2 separate regions of the Homo sapiens genome follow, and region 2 is linked to region 1. A link is a loop called in an ENCODE intact Hi-C map of the cell type or tissue named here. Cell type or tissue: gastrocnemius medialis. All regions are shown on one strand.

What was found. A loop is a pair of places that touch in the nucleus more often than their neighbours do. Peaks named below come from ENCODE experiments on the same cell type or tissue, not always from the same donor. Only the 100,000 strongest peaks of a DNase experiment are listed, where the experiment ranks them.
Region 2: it touches region 1 in a loop (4-fold over the local background); 3 of 110 quality-filtered maps call a loop at or near these places.

The regions. Positions count from the first base shown.
Region 1 is chrX:53,067,172-53,075,171 of GRCh38, forward strand. All of the region lies in intron 1 of GPR173 (G protein-coupled receptor 173), which reads left to right. Among named protein-coding and RNA genes, the nearest start is that of TSPYL2, 11 kb to the right of the region's middle. RefSeq lists an enhancer at 4,314-4,815. In gastrocnemius medialis, a CTCF peak has its summit at 4,534 (motif pointing right); DNase peaks (open chromatin) are centred at 4,620 and 6,250; H3K4me3 peaks cover 1,247 bases; H3K27ac peaks cover 1,935 bases.
Region 2 is chrX:53,279,895-53,287,894 of GRCh38, forward strand. All of the region lies in intron 2 of IQSEC2 (IQ motif and Sec7 domain ArfGEF 2), which reads right to left. Among named protein-coding and RNA genes, the nearest start is that of IQSEC2, 37 kb to the right of the region's middle. RefSeq lists a silencer at 174-373 and an enhancer at 1,294-2,121. In gastrocnemius medialis, a CTCF peak has its summit at 4,917 (motif pointing right); DNase peaks (open chromatin) are centred at 1,257, 1,757, 4,947, 7,787 and 1 weaker place; H3K4me3 peaks cover 1,989 bases; H3K27ac peaks cover 6,529 bases.

The sequences.
Region 1 (8,000 bases):
AGTGTCATCTCAATGCCCTTTGACCTGTCACCAGTGTATCTCCTAACAGCAATAATTGAACATGGCCCCTTTCCTATTCCCTTTACCTCATTGGTCTTAAAAATAGTGTACACAATTTCCCTGCACACCGCTAACCTGTGAGATTCTACTGGGAGGGGCATCTTAGCTTTACTTGTTAATCATACAACCCTGTCACTAGCCGGTTGAGCTCCAGCTAAAAATATTCTAACCCATCTCATAAAAGATCCCAGTTTCTCAATTTGCACTGCCAGATGCTTTAAAAATTCCAAATCTTTCTATTGAAGGGGTCAGCAGACCTCTGTGAGTTCTGAAAACTGATTTTTCTCTGCATTCTTAAGAAAGCAACACTCTGGCGGGGCGCGGTGGCTCACGCCTGTAATCCCAGCACTTTGGGAGGTCGAGGCGGGCGGATCACGAGGTCAGGAGATCAAGACCATCCTGGCTAACACAGTGAAACCCCGTCTCTACTAAAATACAAAAAATTAGCCGGGCATGGTGGCAGGTGCCTGTAGTCCCAGCTACTCGGGAGGCTGAGGCAGGAGAATGGCGTGAACCTGGGAGGCAGAGCTTGCAGTGAGCCGAGATCGTGCCACTGCACTCCCGCCTGGGCGACAGAGCGAGACTCCATCTCAAAAAAAAAAAAAAAAAGAAAGCAGCACTCTGAAACAAAGTCATAAAGCAACTCAATTAAACTATTGTTGGGCTTCATTCATTTATTGACAAATATTTTTATGTAAAAACAAAAGATAGTAAGTATGAAATCCCACCAGGAATCAGATTTGGTTAATTTTTAGTATCAAATACCAATCACAAGTAAATCAATCAATAAACCAAGAAATGATAAAAATGATATTGTCGTAATATTTTTAAAAGAGTCTTGACCTTTTAGGAGTAGATACTGAAATACTTAAGGATGAAATGATATAACAGATATGCTTCAGAATACTGGGAGTGAGGGAAGTGGGTAGGGTTATAGGCAGAATGAGACTAGCTATGAGTTGGTAATTGGTAAGTCTGGGCAATGGATCCACTGAGATTCATTACAGTATTCTCTTTACTTTTTAATGTTTGAAATACTCTATAATAAAACTTTTTTATAAAAAAGTAACAATCAGAAAAATAAAATAATACTGTTCTCTTTAGAAACACCTAATACTATACTATATAATAGTCCACATAGCAACAATCATACAATGCTTCTATTTTTTCTCTGTTTCTTGGTGATAAGACAGCCCTCCTATTTTTGTAGAAGAAAGAAACTTGAGGAAAAATAAGAAGAAAATCAAATTAAAAGAAAAATAGGCGGGGTGCAATAGTTCATGCCTGTAATCCCAAGACTTTGGGAGGCTGAGGCAGGAGGACTTCTTGAGCCCAAGAATTTGAGACTAGCCTGGGCAACATAGTGAGACTGCATCTCTACCAAAAAAAAACCTTAAAAAATTAGCCAGGCATGGTGGCACATCCCTGTAGTCCCAGCTACTCTGAAGGCTGAGGTAGGAGGATTGCTTGAGCCTAGGAGGTTGAGGTTCATGCCACTGCACTCCAGCCTGGGTAACAGAGCGAGACCCTGTATAAATAAATAAATAAATAAATAAATATTTTTCATAAATGAAGGCTAGGCGTGATGGCTCAGGCTTGTAATCCCAGCATCTTCGGGGCCTGAGGCAGAAGGATTGTTCGAGCTCAGGAGTTTGAGGCTGCAGTGAGCTATGATTACACCACCGCACTCCAGCCTGGGTGACTGAGCGAGACCTTGTCTCTTTTTTTTTTTTTTTTTTTTTGAGACAGAGTCTCACTCTGTCACCCAAGCTGGAGTGCAGTGGCATGATCTCAGCTCACTCACTGCAATCTCCACCTCTCAGGTTCAAGCGAGTCTCCTGCCTCAGCCTCCGGAGTAGCTGGGATTACAGGCATGCACCACTACGCCCAGCTAATTTTTGTATTTTTACTAGAGACAGGGTTTCACCATGTTAGCCGGGCTGGTCTCCAACTCCTGGCCTCAAGTGATCATCCCGCCTCAGCCTCCCACAGTGTTAGGATTACAGGCGTGAGCCACCGTGCCCAGCCGACCTTTTCTCTTAAAAAAAAAAAAAAACAGAAAAGAAAACAAAAACAAACATTGTCCACATAGGTATAGGCCAAACTCCAAAACCTCACTGATGATAAACTAGCAAAGTAATAATCATACTATCTGGAATGTTTCAACGGGAAGTGATGAAAACAGTTACCACCTCTCTTTGCACATGGTTGCTCTGGAGCCATTCTTGCTCTAGCCCTCTGCTGTGGTAGGAGCCTACCAGCTGGGCAGCTCTGCTCGTTTGTCCACTTACAAGTGCAAGAGTTAGCTGGTCTCTGCACATGAGCAGGTTTGGCTCCAGCGGTATACCTGTTGCAGGATGTGTATGTCAGTTAAGTGTATCTGTGTGTGAGCAAGTTTATATGTGTACACATGTTTGCCCATGTGTACTTGTCTTTGTGTGTGTCTGTATATGTACAATATGCAATTTTTATCTTTGTGTTTGTTTGCGTATTGCTAAAGTGTATGAGTGTGCCTTTGTGTGTGTGTGTTGGAGCTGTTATAAGTCTGTTCATGGGTGGGAGTGTATATGTGAATGGGTGTGTGTGTGTACATATACCAGGATATACATATTTGTGTTGGTGAGCACACCTAATCTATGTGAGAGAGTTTGAATCTGTCTCTTTGTGTTAGAGCATGTGTGTGTATATGTGGGCAGTTTTTTACTTGCCTGCTTTTTTCTGGGTGCATATATATCTATAGGTCTCTGAGGGGGATTCTATGTACTATACCTGTGTGTGTATGTGTGTGTGTATACACACACATGGTAGGGTTCAAGTGCGTGTCAGCCTGCTGGCATATGTAAGTAACTTTGAGTGTTAATATCGTGACAGTGTTTATCTATGTGACAATATTAATATACAACTTTGTGTATATCTGTGTTGTGTCTGAATATGTGGGAGGATTTGAATCATCAGCTATATTGGGTCAATGAGTATATATATGTCTGTGTGAATGAAAGTATATGTGGGTAAGTTTGCTTGTGTGTACCTATCTGTCAGTGTTTGAGATCTCGTTCATCCATGTGTGTGTTAGGGGAGTTACAAAGGTGGTTTTGTGGACCATTGCATGTGTGTGAGTGTGTATCTGAGTGTGTCTGTGTATGTGAACAATTCTCAGCCCTCTCATATCCAGTGCCCTCTTGTACATAACAGATATTTTGTAACACCCCTTTACTGTCTGGAAATGAAGTTCTTAGGAATATAATCTCTCTGCATATGTAATTTTTTTTTGAGATGGAGTTTCACTCTTGTTACCCAGGCTGGAGTGCAATGGCACTATCTCGGCTCACTGCAACCTCCACCTTCTGGGTTCAAGTGATTCTCCTGCCTCAGCCTCCCGAGTAGCTGGGATTACAGGTTCGTGCCACCACGCCCAGCTAATTTTGTATTTTTAGTAGAGACAGAGTTTCACCATGTTGGCCAGGCTGGTCTCAAACCCCTGACCTCAGGCGATCCACCCGCCTCAGTCTTCCAAAGTGCTGGGATTACTGGTGTGAGCCACCACGCCTGGCCCTCTGCACATGTAATTTAAAAAGAAAATCCATATTTTATACAATATCCATTTTGTATTAACTATAATACAAATAAGAAATAAAAGAAAAATGATTTATAAGAAAACGATTTGTATTTCAATATGTAAATGCTTGGGCATGACACTCCCCAGGAGATTCAAGGAAGTGATTAGAGGCTCCCAATGTCTTTTTTTTTTTTTTTTAGATGGAGTTTCGCTCTTGTTGTCCAGGCTGGAGTGCAATGGCGCAATCTCAGCTCACCACAACCTCCACCTCCCGGGTTCAAGTGATTCTCCTGCCTCAGCCTCCCCAGTAGCTGGGATTACAGGCATGTGCCACCACGCCCTGTTAATTTTGTATTTTTTTATTTTTAGTGGAGACGGGGTTTCTCCATGTTGGTCAGGCTGGTCTCGAACTCCGTGCCTCAGGTGATCCGCCCACCTCCGCTTCTGAAAGTGCTGGGATTACAGGCGTGAGCCACTGTGCCCGGCCCCCAATGTCTTATACTGGGTAACTATGGATTTAGGAGAAGGGGAAACATCAGAGGCAGGACGTGCAGGAAAATGACAGGCACAGGCCTTGGAGGTGAGATTTTCTAAAATAGTCAACAACTCTAAGGAAAGCTCATCCCAAACCAAAGTGCAGCCTCCTCTTTACTTACATGACAGCCACGTTCCTGGATAATTCGGGGTATGTTAAAATCAAGAGAAAAAAAATGGTGTTTATCTGTGAAATAGATTCTAAGTTCACTTACTTAAAAGTCCAAAGTCCTAGAGGATGCGGGACATGTTGGCTGCGTGGGACTCTCCCCCATATTACTGGATGGCCAACATCCTCCCCGACTCCTAAATGTCAGAAGGACACCCTACACCCCAGCACTGTGGCCATCAAAAATGCTCCTACACAAATTTCCAAAATGTCCCCTAGAGGGCAGTAACGCCTTTGTTGAGGACGAAGCGCTGGCGCTCGGAGAGGGTACACTGTGTACCTGTGTGAACACGGCAGAGTACAAGATGTACCTCTGCCTCCGTGTGCGTGTGTGCATATGTGTGTGAGTGCGTGTGCGTATGTGTGAGTGTGTGTGTGTATGTGTGTTGCATGCGTGCGCACGCGTTCCTCATGCAAGAGCGGGTTGCTGTCTGAGGGTGTCCACAGCAGTAGACCGTTTATGGGGGGATGGGGTGTGCACGTGTCTGGGCTCGAGCAGGTGTGCGTGTGTTCTGTGTTTGCACGCGTCTTGAGCCTCAGCTGGGCCCGGGCTGCAGCTGCCAGTCTGCGGAGGAAAACCCTCTCCTCACTTGTTTGTAAAATGTCCCGAGCTTTCCCAGGGTTGTGTTTGTTTGCTGCTATTGTTTGGGGGGGATGTGGGGGGTTTTGTTTTATCTTTAGCTTTTGTTTTCACTGAGACTCAGGGCTACGCATTATCCACCTTCTCGGTCTTAGCGTGGCTCTCCGTGTCTCCCTCTCTATCTCCATCTTTATTTCTGTCTCTCTCTCTATCTCTCTCCAGCTACCCTCTCTTATCTCTGCCCCACCCCACCCCGTCTCTATTTTTCTTTCTTTCCTGGCGTTAGCCCTCTCCCTCTCCCTGCTCTCCTTTTCTCTCTCTTGCTCTCTCTCTCTCTCTCTCTCTCTATTTCTCTCCCTTCTCTGTCTGGCATGCTGGTTTCTGTGTGTGCCTCTGTCTCTTTTTTCTCACTCTCATTTTCACCCTTCTTCCCCTTTTTGTCTCTCTCTTCCTCTCTGTATGTAAGGATCTCTCTCCCCTTTCTCTGTTTCTCTCTCTGTCTCTTTCTCCCTCCTGTGTCTCCGTCTGTCTCTGTCACACACACCTCTCTCTCCTTCTCTCTCTCTGTGTCTCTCTGGCCTCTCTCTTACATTCAGTCTCTGTCTGTCTCTATCCCTTTCCCTCTGCCTCCCCTCAAGGTAAAGGAGAGAGAAAGAGAAAGAGAGAGAGAGAAAGAGAGTAAGTGTGTGTGTGTTTACATTCACCCAGCTGCGGGCTGTTCCACAGTCTGAGGGGGCTGTCAGGCCTTGAAGGGCTGAAAGGGAGCCCACCAACCCCATTTCTGCTCAGCCCCTGCCCTAGCACTTTCTAAGTACTAGTTTGGCCTCCTGTCATGGGCTCTGAGATTTCAGGGTGCCATTAAAAAGCCTGGCTCGGGCGCAGTGGCTCATACCTGTAATCCCAACAATTTGGGAGGCCAAGGCGGGCGAATCATTTGAGGTTACAAGTTGGAGACCAGCCTGGCTAGCATCACAAAACCCTGTCTCTACTAAAAATACAAAAATTAGCCGGGTGTGGTGGTGCGTGTGCTTGTAATTCCGGCTACTCGGGAGGCTGAGGCACAAGAATCACTTGAATCCGGTAGCCGGAGGTTGCAGTGAGCTGAGATTCTGCCACTGCACTCCAGCCTGGGCAACAGAGGGAGACTGTCTAAAAAAAAAAAAAAAAGGCCGGGCACCAGGTGGCTGTGGCAGGCCAGGCTGGATTGAGCTGGAAAACCATGCAGAGGGGAGACTTTTCCTGGGAGGGAGGGAGTAGGAAGACATCCACTCAAGTTCCACCCCCTAATCCCAGCCCAGCCCCAACAATCATCCTGAGTTTCCCCAGTTTCTGCCCAATTGCCTCACTGCCTTCCCTCTGGGACCTGTGCTGTTACCTGGTCACATCCCCACACTCCCGGAGCTCTCCTCTTTCCTGCAGCTTTGCTGCGCTGCTCTCACCACCAGATGTACCCCCCAGGCTGCTGTTGTAGCTAATCCTGCCTGGATGTCTCCAGGGCACCCTCTCTGACCCACAGCCCCAGCCCATTTAATCCCTCAATCAATTCATTTGATATATTGTCACTGAGAGCCTACCATGATGTGCTATGTAGTGTTCTTTCAGAGGAGAGTCAGTGAGTCTTTAACTCCTGCCTTTGTGGAGCTTTCATTCTGACAGGACAAGGCAGGCAATAAACTAAAATTTAAAAGTAAATTATATATATAAAATTATATATATATAATTTTTATATATTTAAAAAATTTTATATATATAAAAAAGTTTGTATATATAATTTTATATATATAAATTTATATATTTTATATATAATTATATATATATTTATATTTATTTATATATATATAAATATATATTTATATATAAATATAAATATATATTTATGTATATTTATATATAAATATATATTTATATTTATATATAAATATACATAAATATATATTATACATAAATATATATTTATATATAAATATATAAATATAAATATATATTTATAAATATATAAATATACATGTATATTTATTTATATATAAATATATAAATATACATTTATATAAATATATATAAATATACATGTATATTTATTCATATAGAAATATATATAAATATACATGTATATTTATTCATATAGAAATATATATAAATATACATTTATATTTATTCATATAGAAATATATATAAATATACATTTATATTTATTCATATATAAATATACATTTACATATAAATATATATAAATATACATTCATATATATTTATATATAAATGTATATTTATATATATTTATATATATTTATATTTATTTATAAATAAATATATAAATATATATAAATATATATTTATATTTATATATAAATAACTATATAGATTTATATATATTTATTTATAAATAACTATAAATATAGATTTATATATATTTATTTATAAATAACTATAAATATAGATTTATATATATTTATTTATAAATAACTATAAATATAGATTTATATATATTTATTTATAAATAACTATAAATATAGATTTATATATATTTATTTATAAATAACTATAAATATAGATTTATATATATTTATTTATAAATAACTATAAATATAGATTTATATATATTTATTTATAAATATTATAAATAAATATATAAATATATATTTATATTTATTTATTTGTATTTATATATAAATATAATTATATATAAATATATATAATTTATATATAAATTTTTATATTATAAAATTATATATATATAAATATATAGTGTGTTAGAAGAGAGAAATTCTAGGAGGCAAAATAGGGAGAGTGGCATGGAGGGGGCATTATCTGTCACCTGGATTGCTGCAGGGGCCTCTGAGTAGTCTCCCTACTTTTAATACACCCCACATGACCCCTGCTCTTCACAACGGCAAGCGGGATTCTGTTCCATCCTAGATCATACCACATCTGGCCTCTGCTCAGAATCCTCCCGTGACTCCCATCTCATTCAGAGGAAAAAGTTCTCGCCACGGCCTCCCTGATCTGACCTCACCACCTTTCTGACCTCACCTGCCACCACATTCCCCTGACTCACTGTGTTCCACCCACAGTGGCTTCCTTGCTCTTCCTCAAATATGCCA
Region 2 (8,000 bases), 210 kb after region 1:
AGAGGAAGGAAGGAAGGAGGGAGGGAGGGAGGGAGGGAGGAAGGAAGGAAGGAAGGAAGGAAGGAAGAAAAAAAGAAAAAAACCACAAAGTCAAGAAAGAGAGGACGGCACTCGAACCACATACAGAACACAACGACAACAGGGGGCAGTAGAGACGAAAGAGCCGGGCTGGGCCTCCTGTGTTCCAGGTGACTCCGTGGGGACCTCAGCCACAGAGACGCTGGGACACCACAGTAGGGAAGGGGGAAGGGAGCCCTCCTCACACCAGACGCCACAGGGGTAGGGAGGACGGGAGGGGAAGGGGGGATGAAAGAGAAGGGGGAAAGATGCATGGGGGCTCCCCTTAGAGAAGATCCCTCACAGGAAGGGAGGAAGGGATGGAGGAAGGAGAAGCTCTGGGCCCAAAGAAGGGGGAGAACCCAGGTGGGTGGGTAAGGGGAACACTGAAGGAAGAGAGGGAGAGAGATAGAGAGAAACCGAAAGAGACAGAAAAGGAGAAAGACAGAGAAAGAGGAAGACAGAGAAAGGGCGAGACAGAAGACACAGAGAGAAGCCAGAGAGAGGCAGAGAGCGCCAGAGCAGAGGAGGGTGAGGGCGGAGGAGGCTGACAAGGTCTCAGTGGTCTTGGTGACAGGATGGGACTCAGGGCTGAGTGGGTGAGGCAGAGGATGGGGTGGTTCCAGGTAGGAGTCTTTTGCTTTGAAGGCCAGTGCTTTACCCCCCACCCCAAGGCGGGGCCCACACTCCACCCCTGATGCTGTGCCCCCACCACCCCTAGTGCAGGGTCCAAAGACCCCTCCACCTCCTGCCTCCTGCGATTAAAGTCCGGAGAATGGCCAAGGGGAGGAGGAGGTACAGCAGGGCAGGGAGGCTGAGGGCCTGGTCCCTGCCCTACCCAGTGCAGCGCAGATGCCAGAGGTATGCCAGTCAGCTGGAGCCAGAGCAAGCTGGGAGTGGAGCCGACCCCTTCCAGGTCAGCCAGCCCCTGTCCCCCACAAGCCCACAGAGGCAGACTGTGGTCAGGGCCTGGCCATTCAAAAGCCCATGTAAAAGCCAGGAGACATGGCTGCGGGCCAGGCCAGCTGCGAATTTGAGGATGTCCAAATCTCAGAACCTTACAGGGAATCTTTGAATCTGAGACTCTTCTTATCGAAGGCTCTGGATTAATCATCATCAGGGCAACTGCTTCTCAGGTGCCAGTCTCCAGCCCAAGTCCTTGACTCATTATCTCTTTTGAATCTGAGACTCAGAGACTCTTAGGCTGCTGGAATGTTGGTGTTAGAATCTCAGAGGCCACGAGCCTGGAGCCCTGCAGTGCCTCGCACACAAGGCTAGTAGAGCAGGGTAGGAGCCAAGCTCACCCCTCACAGGCCACAGGCTGTGCTGCTCAGGGTTCCAGGGTCCTTCCAGAGCTGGGCACCTGGATGCCCATGGGATCTCCCACTTGAACTGGCTCCCTCCCCCAGGCCAAAGGCCTCTCAGAGTCCAAGAAGGGAGCCAGGAACCAGGAAGCCAGGAGGCTGCTGAATCAGTAGCCCAGGGACTGGGTCCAGGCCTGGGCAGGAAGGGAGGGGGCCAGGCTGCGGGGCCCAGGTTCCTACCTGCTGCTCCTCCCGGGGGGCTCCATGGGTCTGGACCTGTCCCAAGGGCAGGCCCCCTGGCCTAGCCGGTGTCTCCACCGTGTCACCACCCCCTCCTCCCCAGCCCTTCCCTAGAAGGAGGAACCAAGAAGGCGGGGCCAGGCCAGCTGGGCTGCGGGCCAGATTGCAACTGGAAACTTTGCTCCTTCCCCTACTCCTCCAGGAGGGCTGGGAACTCCTCCTCCGAGGAAGCGGCCTGGAGAGCTCACAGTCCCTCCTCTGGGCCAAACCCCAGGCTGGGCTCCCTCAGTGCACCTCTGCTAGAATCTCCCCACGCACCCCATCAAGTTTGTATCGCTGGCTCTATTCTCCTGAACAGAAAATTGAGATGGAGAGAGGTGAAGTAATACTGCTAGTAAGTGGCAGAACCCCAAGATCAAGACCCGGTTTGGCTATTCCCAAACCTGGAATCTGCCCCTTCAGCCATATTGCTACCTTGTGAGTACAGAAACCTTTCCATAGAAGCTTTTCACAAATACCCTTATTTTCAGCACAGTTAAAGAGACTATGTTTAGGAGTTGTTCTGGGACTCTGCATATTAAGTGCAATTCAAATCACCCATGTTGGGGTATCAAGATGGGGCCCCGGCCAATATTCTTTCTCACTGCAATAAGCTCTCACTCTTCTATGTTGTTTTCTAGACTGGCTGAGAGAAATGCTTCCTGAAGAGAAGAGGGAAAATCAAAAGAAATGCCAAGAGGCTGTTCTTCCAAGTAAACTGCCCAGCCTGACTTTATGGATGGGCAAATTGAGGCCTGGAGAGGAAAAGGGTCTTACTAAAGTTCATGCAGCAGGTCAGAGTAGACTCCAGGTGCCCTGGCTCCCTGCCTGCCTATTACAGCAACATCTCTGTCCTCCACATGGGCGGGACTGGAGAAAGGAGAGAGTTTTTTGGCTTTGAAGGATGTAGGGCTCCTGAGAATACCACAGGTCCAGCTCAAAGTGCTCCTGTCCTTTCACGGTCCCAGAGCCCAGGCCCCTGGCTGTTCTGAGCAGAAGGCGGCCCTGGGAGGGGCCAGGGGGCCAGTGATCTAGAAGAAATAGAAGCTGACAGGCAACAGGCCAGCCTTCCTGCCTCCCTGCTGGGGCAGCTGGTTCCTCTCAAGAAAGCCAAAGCTACTGAGAGAGAGAGGCCCTCCGGAACACCACAAGGTTGGCATCTGTGGGTCCTTAGTGACCTTCTCTCCCTCTGCCCACCCCTCAAAGCCCTGGTCCTCAAGGCTCTGGCCTTAGCATCTGCCTTTTTTTTTTTTTTAACTCTCCTTGAGGAACTCTCCTAGCTCCTGCAGCAGCTTCACCTTGTGCCCATTTGTAGTTATTGCCCTAAGAGCTGAACCCTCTTGACCTGGCAGGAGCCGAGAGACATTAAGTGTAGTGCTGGGCCGGGTGCAGTGGCTCACGCCTGTAATCCCAGCACTTTGGGAGGCTGGGAGCAGTGGGGTGGGTGGGGGACGGTGGATCACCTGAGCTCAGGAGTTTGATACCAGCCTGGGCAACATGGCAAAACCCTGTCTTTACTAAAAATACAAAAATTAGCCAGGCATGGTGGTGCACACCTGTAGTCCCAGCTACTTGGGAGGCTGAGGTGGGAGGATCGCTTAAGCCCCAGAGGCGGAGGTTGCAGTGAGCTGAGATCATGCCGCTGCACTCCAGCCTGGGTGACAGAGCAAGACCCTGTACAAAAGAAAAAGAAAGAAAGAAAGTGTAGTGGTAGCTTTAAGGGATGATGCTGTGTGACTTTGGGTAAGGCCCTTTCCCTCTCTGGTGAGACAAAGAACCTACACTTTGGTGCCTGGTAAAGCTGGGTACAAGTCCTTGCCCTATCACTTTTTAGCTGGGTAAGCCCTCTGAAGCTCAGTTTGCTCATCTATGGAAGAGGAGTGGAAATTCCTACCTCACAGTTCTTGTAGGGATTTGGTAGGTAGACAAAGTGTGCACATGGTAAATAGTCTCAGCCTGAACCTGAGAGAGTCTGTCCCTTCTCCCAGAGAGGCAGAGGAGACCCATGGGAAGCCTGTTTGTTTCAGGGATAGTGAGGAAGATTTCTAAGAAAATATCCCTGAACCTGGGACCACTTTTGGAATTCAGTTACAGCTGAGCATGCTGAACAGACTCAGATGATGACCCACCAGAGGCTGAAGGGAGGAAGGAATGAAGGGTGAGGAGCCTGACCCAGCCACGGGACACTGGCAGGGCCTTCATGCATTTATTCGACAGATACTGTGGCCCAGGCACTGTCCCCGGTGCTGGATACAGCAGTGACTACAGGTAGACAATGTCCTGCTCTCATGGAGCTTATATCCAAGTGAGAAGAGACAGACATTCACCAACTAATGCAATTCAACTGAGCAAAAAGTAGAGATGGCAGGAGGAGAGCATTCCAGGCAGAGGAAACAACCTGGACAAAGGACCTGAGGTGGTATTTCCAGCAAGCACGAAGAGACTGACGTGGCGGGGTGGGAAGAGCACAGGGGAGAAAGGTGAGACTGGAGATGGAGGTGGGGGCCCAGCATGCAGAGCCTTGGAGGCCTCTGTCGGGGTTTCCGTATCTATAGGAAGAGCAATTTGGAAGCCTGTGGTTTGGGACAGGCATGTGGGGTGGGGAGTATCTTTGAAGCCCCTAAAGTTGTATGAAAAGCATTAATTTCTGGGGAGAACATCTCTAGCTTTGATCAGATCCTCGGATGGGTCTGTGATCCCAAAGGGTAGGGAAGCTTCTTATATGATTCCATTCACTAAGTGCCCATGATGAGCTGGTGGCAGGCATCCTAGAACCTTCTGTGAGCTAGCCCCTACCCCATACCTCCAGCTAGTCTCAGCCTTCCCCCCACCTTCAACCTGCACCCCACCCAGACAGAAGCACCTGCAACTCTCTCAGCTACACTCTGCTGCTCCAAGCCTTATTAAAGAGAATGTGTGTCAAATGCTCTGTAATAGTACCTCTGTTGTCCCGCTGTGCCCCCACTGTCATCTCCCCACCTGGCTGGCTCCCCCTTGTTCTTCAAAAGTCAGCTAGATGTTGTGCCCTCTGGGAACCTGCCTTGACCCCACCCAAGCAGGTTGGGTCACCTCCCTTGTGTCCTTCCGCCCTGCTCTTTTCTCAGCCGGCTTCTCTCAACACTGTGTTCAGATGCCTGCTGCCCCTTCTCTGTCGGGAGCTCTGTGAGAGCTGTGTCTTGTTCATCCCAGTGTCCCCAGCACTCAGCACCGGGCACCTGGTCACACATGGTGGGGGGACAATGGACAGAGGTGGAGGCTGCAAGGTGGGCCAGTGGACACTAGAGGGCACTGTGGCCACTAGAATCCCAGCCTGCTGTTGGCCAGGCCGACCCAGGAGGCTCCCAGGCCCACAATTGTCACATGGAAACTGTTACTGGGTCCTGCAGCTCCTCAGCTCTGGACTTAAGCAACCAGGGCCACAGTTCCAGCCTCCCGATAAACCTTCTGCTCCCTTTCCAGATGAGACCGTTTCTCATGACAGTGCCATCTCACTGCAGATACTCCTTTAGTTCTTCACAAACGTGGGTGCCAAACACTCTTCTCGCAGTTCTGGCCTGCAACACTCTTCACTTCACTTTGCCCCACCCAACCCCTCCCCTGGCTAACTTCTACTCATGCTCCAAGCTTCCACTTAGATGTCAGCTTGGAGAAGCCTCCCTGGCCCTCAGGCTGGGTTGGGTATATTTCCGTGGTGCTCCCACAGCACCCTGCACTTCCCCTATAATTGTCTGTAATTGTCTGTCTCCTTGTCTATTTCCTGACCAGACAGTGGGCTTCATCACAGCAGGGCTGTTACTCACCACCCTATCAGCCACATTTAGCAGCATCTGGCACATTGTAGGCACTCAATAAATCCTTGAATGAAGGAATAAATGAATGGATGTGTGGATGGACAATTTGGGGCAAGTCATTTTACCTCTCTAGGTTTCAGTTTCCCCACCTGTAAGTCACCCCTACTTGGCAGGGTGGCCACAAAGATTAAAGATAATGTGTCTCCAGTGCTCTGTAATAGTACCTGATATTTAGCAGACATTTTCTGACTCAAAGCAATTATTACTATTTGGAACAGTGAGAAAAGGGCAGGGGGAGGAGTTGAAGGAGACTGCCCAGAACCTGGGATAATCTCTCTCACTTAGGTTTACCATTTAGATATGGAAGATGGCTTTAATAGCAATCATAAAACTATCAATTTTATTAAAAATAACAGCACCTGCTGTGTGCCAGGCCAGAGTCAGGAGGCCTCTGAGGAGGTGATGGGAAGCCCCTAGTCTCGGCCAGAGGATGCGAGGTCAGGGCCAAGGCCAGAGCTGTGGACATCGCTCCTGTGTCTGGAGAACAGTCATTACTGGCACAGCTGATTCCTAACTCTTTATTCATAGGTGAAAACTTGTCTAAGGGGTCATTAGTTCCCTCTGTAATTAATGTAAAACCTGCAGGGTTTGTATTAGTGGAAAAGTAAGCTCCAGCATCAAGCTGATAACATTGATAATGTGTACTTGTAATTATATACTGGAGGTAACTATAAATTCAGTCACTGAACTCATAAAATATCAAAATTCCTGAGGCCACCAAGAGCTGGGTAGCAGCTGTACCATCAGTAGCTTTATACCAGTTGTTCTGAGGTTATGAAAAATTACCACAAGCTGGTAGCAATGGTAATATTCACTGTACATTTAAAAGCTTTTTCGGCATAAAATAAGAGGGCACTTTTAGACAAAACAGCATGTTTTGATGCAAGGATATGGAACTTGAAAGCACAGTGAGCAAAGGTCATCTTGCTATAAAATAGGAACCAAAAACAATCTTACAAGTGTTTGCCTCTGAGCCGACCAGCTCTGACCTCACTTGGGTACACATAAAAACTGTGCTTACTGCAGAAGAAACAAGAAGTACCAAGTGTTTTCTCTCTCTCCTCTCATCCAATTCTGAGGGAATCAATTATCTCACACGGCCCCTTGCTGCCTTGTGTTACCACAGGCTGGAGGATCACTGCAGTCCAATGGCAGGAGGGGCAGATCCTGAAGCTGGAAAAGGTCACATAGCTTCCAGGTTGGTGGCCATGTCAGGCCATGGGCAAGCAGAGGAAGCTGGTCCAGAGAGAGAAGTCCATGAAAAAGAGATGATAGGCTGGGCGCGGTGGCTCACACCTATAATCCCAGCACTTTGGGAGGCCGAGGAGGGGGGATCACGAGGTCAAGAGATCGAGACCATCCTGGCCAAAATGGTGAAACCCCATCTCTACTAAAAATACAAAAATTAGCTGGGTGTGGTGGCACACGCCTGTAGTCCCAGCTACTTGGGAGGCTGAGGCAGGAGAATCGCTTGAACCCAGGAGGTGGAGGTTGCAGTGAGCCAAGATCATGGCATTGCACTCCAGCCTGGGCGACAGAGCAAGTATCCGGCTCAAAAAAAAAAAAAAAAAAGAAAAAGAAAAAGAAAGAAAGAAAGAAAAAGAGATGACAGGGACCAGGCAAGCCATGAGAGATGGAGAAAGATGAGACATGGGCCCAGGAGATGCAGACAGCGAGACAGCAACCTTGGTCCTCGACTTCCTGGTCCCACTTCCAGTTGGTGTGAGGCCTGGCTGTTTTTCATTAACTGTTCTTAGATTCTGTGAAATGTAGCCTCACAATAGTCCCCTCATTAGCCCTTTATTCTTGAGCTAGCTTGAGTGGGCTTCCGTTCCTCACAACAAAGTGTACCCAGACTAAGACAAGTGAAAATTGGGAATGTAAGTGCAGGGTTTGTGTAAGCAAAATCGCATAAAGAACACTTAGGTAGAGAGGGGTGAATGCAATTGTCCAGCGTTTGTGTTTGTTCACCCAGAAGCTCCCTGGTTCCCTGACACTTGCAACCACAGCCACACGCTCCAGCCACACGCTCACACACACTGACATTCAGTGGCACACAGCAACAAACGCAGCAGCAACCAGATATGGTTCTCTGCAGACCCCCTGACATGCAGGGCCACGCGCCAGCATGCAGTGTTGCACTTTGCTCTTCACAGCCACGCTGCCATGCAGCAGTGCACACCCACATGCATAAACACAGAGGTGCTGCCCGTAAGGCTCAGGGCAGGAGTCGAAGCTTCACTGAGCTCTGTGCAGCCTCCCTCCCCAGCTGCCAAGTGACTCATCCCCAGGGCTGCTAATTAAAGCCAGGACAGAGGGGACAGAGGCAAGGGGAGGGGAAGAGAGAGAAGGCAAGTTTATTTCGGTGCCAACCAGGCACTCAGCCAGCTTAGGGGTCACCCACTTCCTGGGGCTGGGCCAGGCGGCGGCAGAACACAGAGAGGAAGGGGAGGAGAAGAGAAACCTCTTACCCCTTCTTGCCCTTCTTTAGCTTCCTGGAAAGTTACCT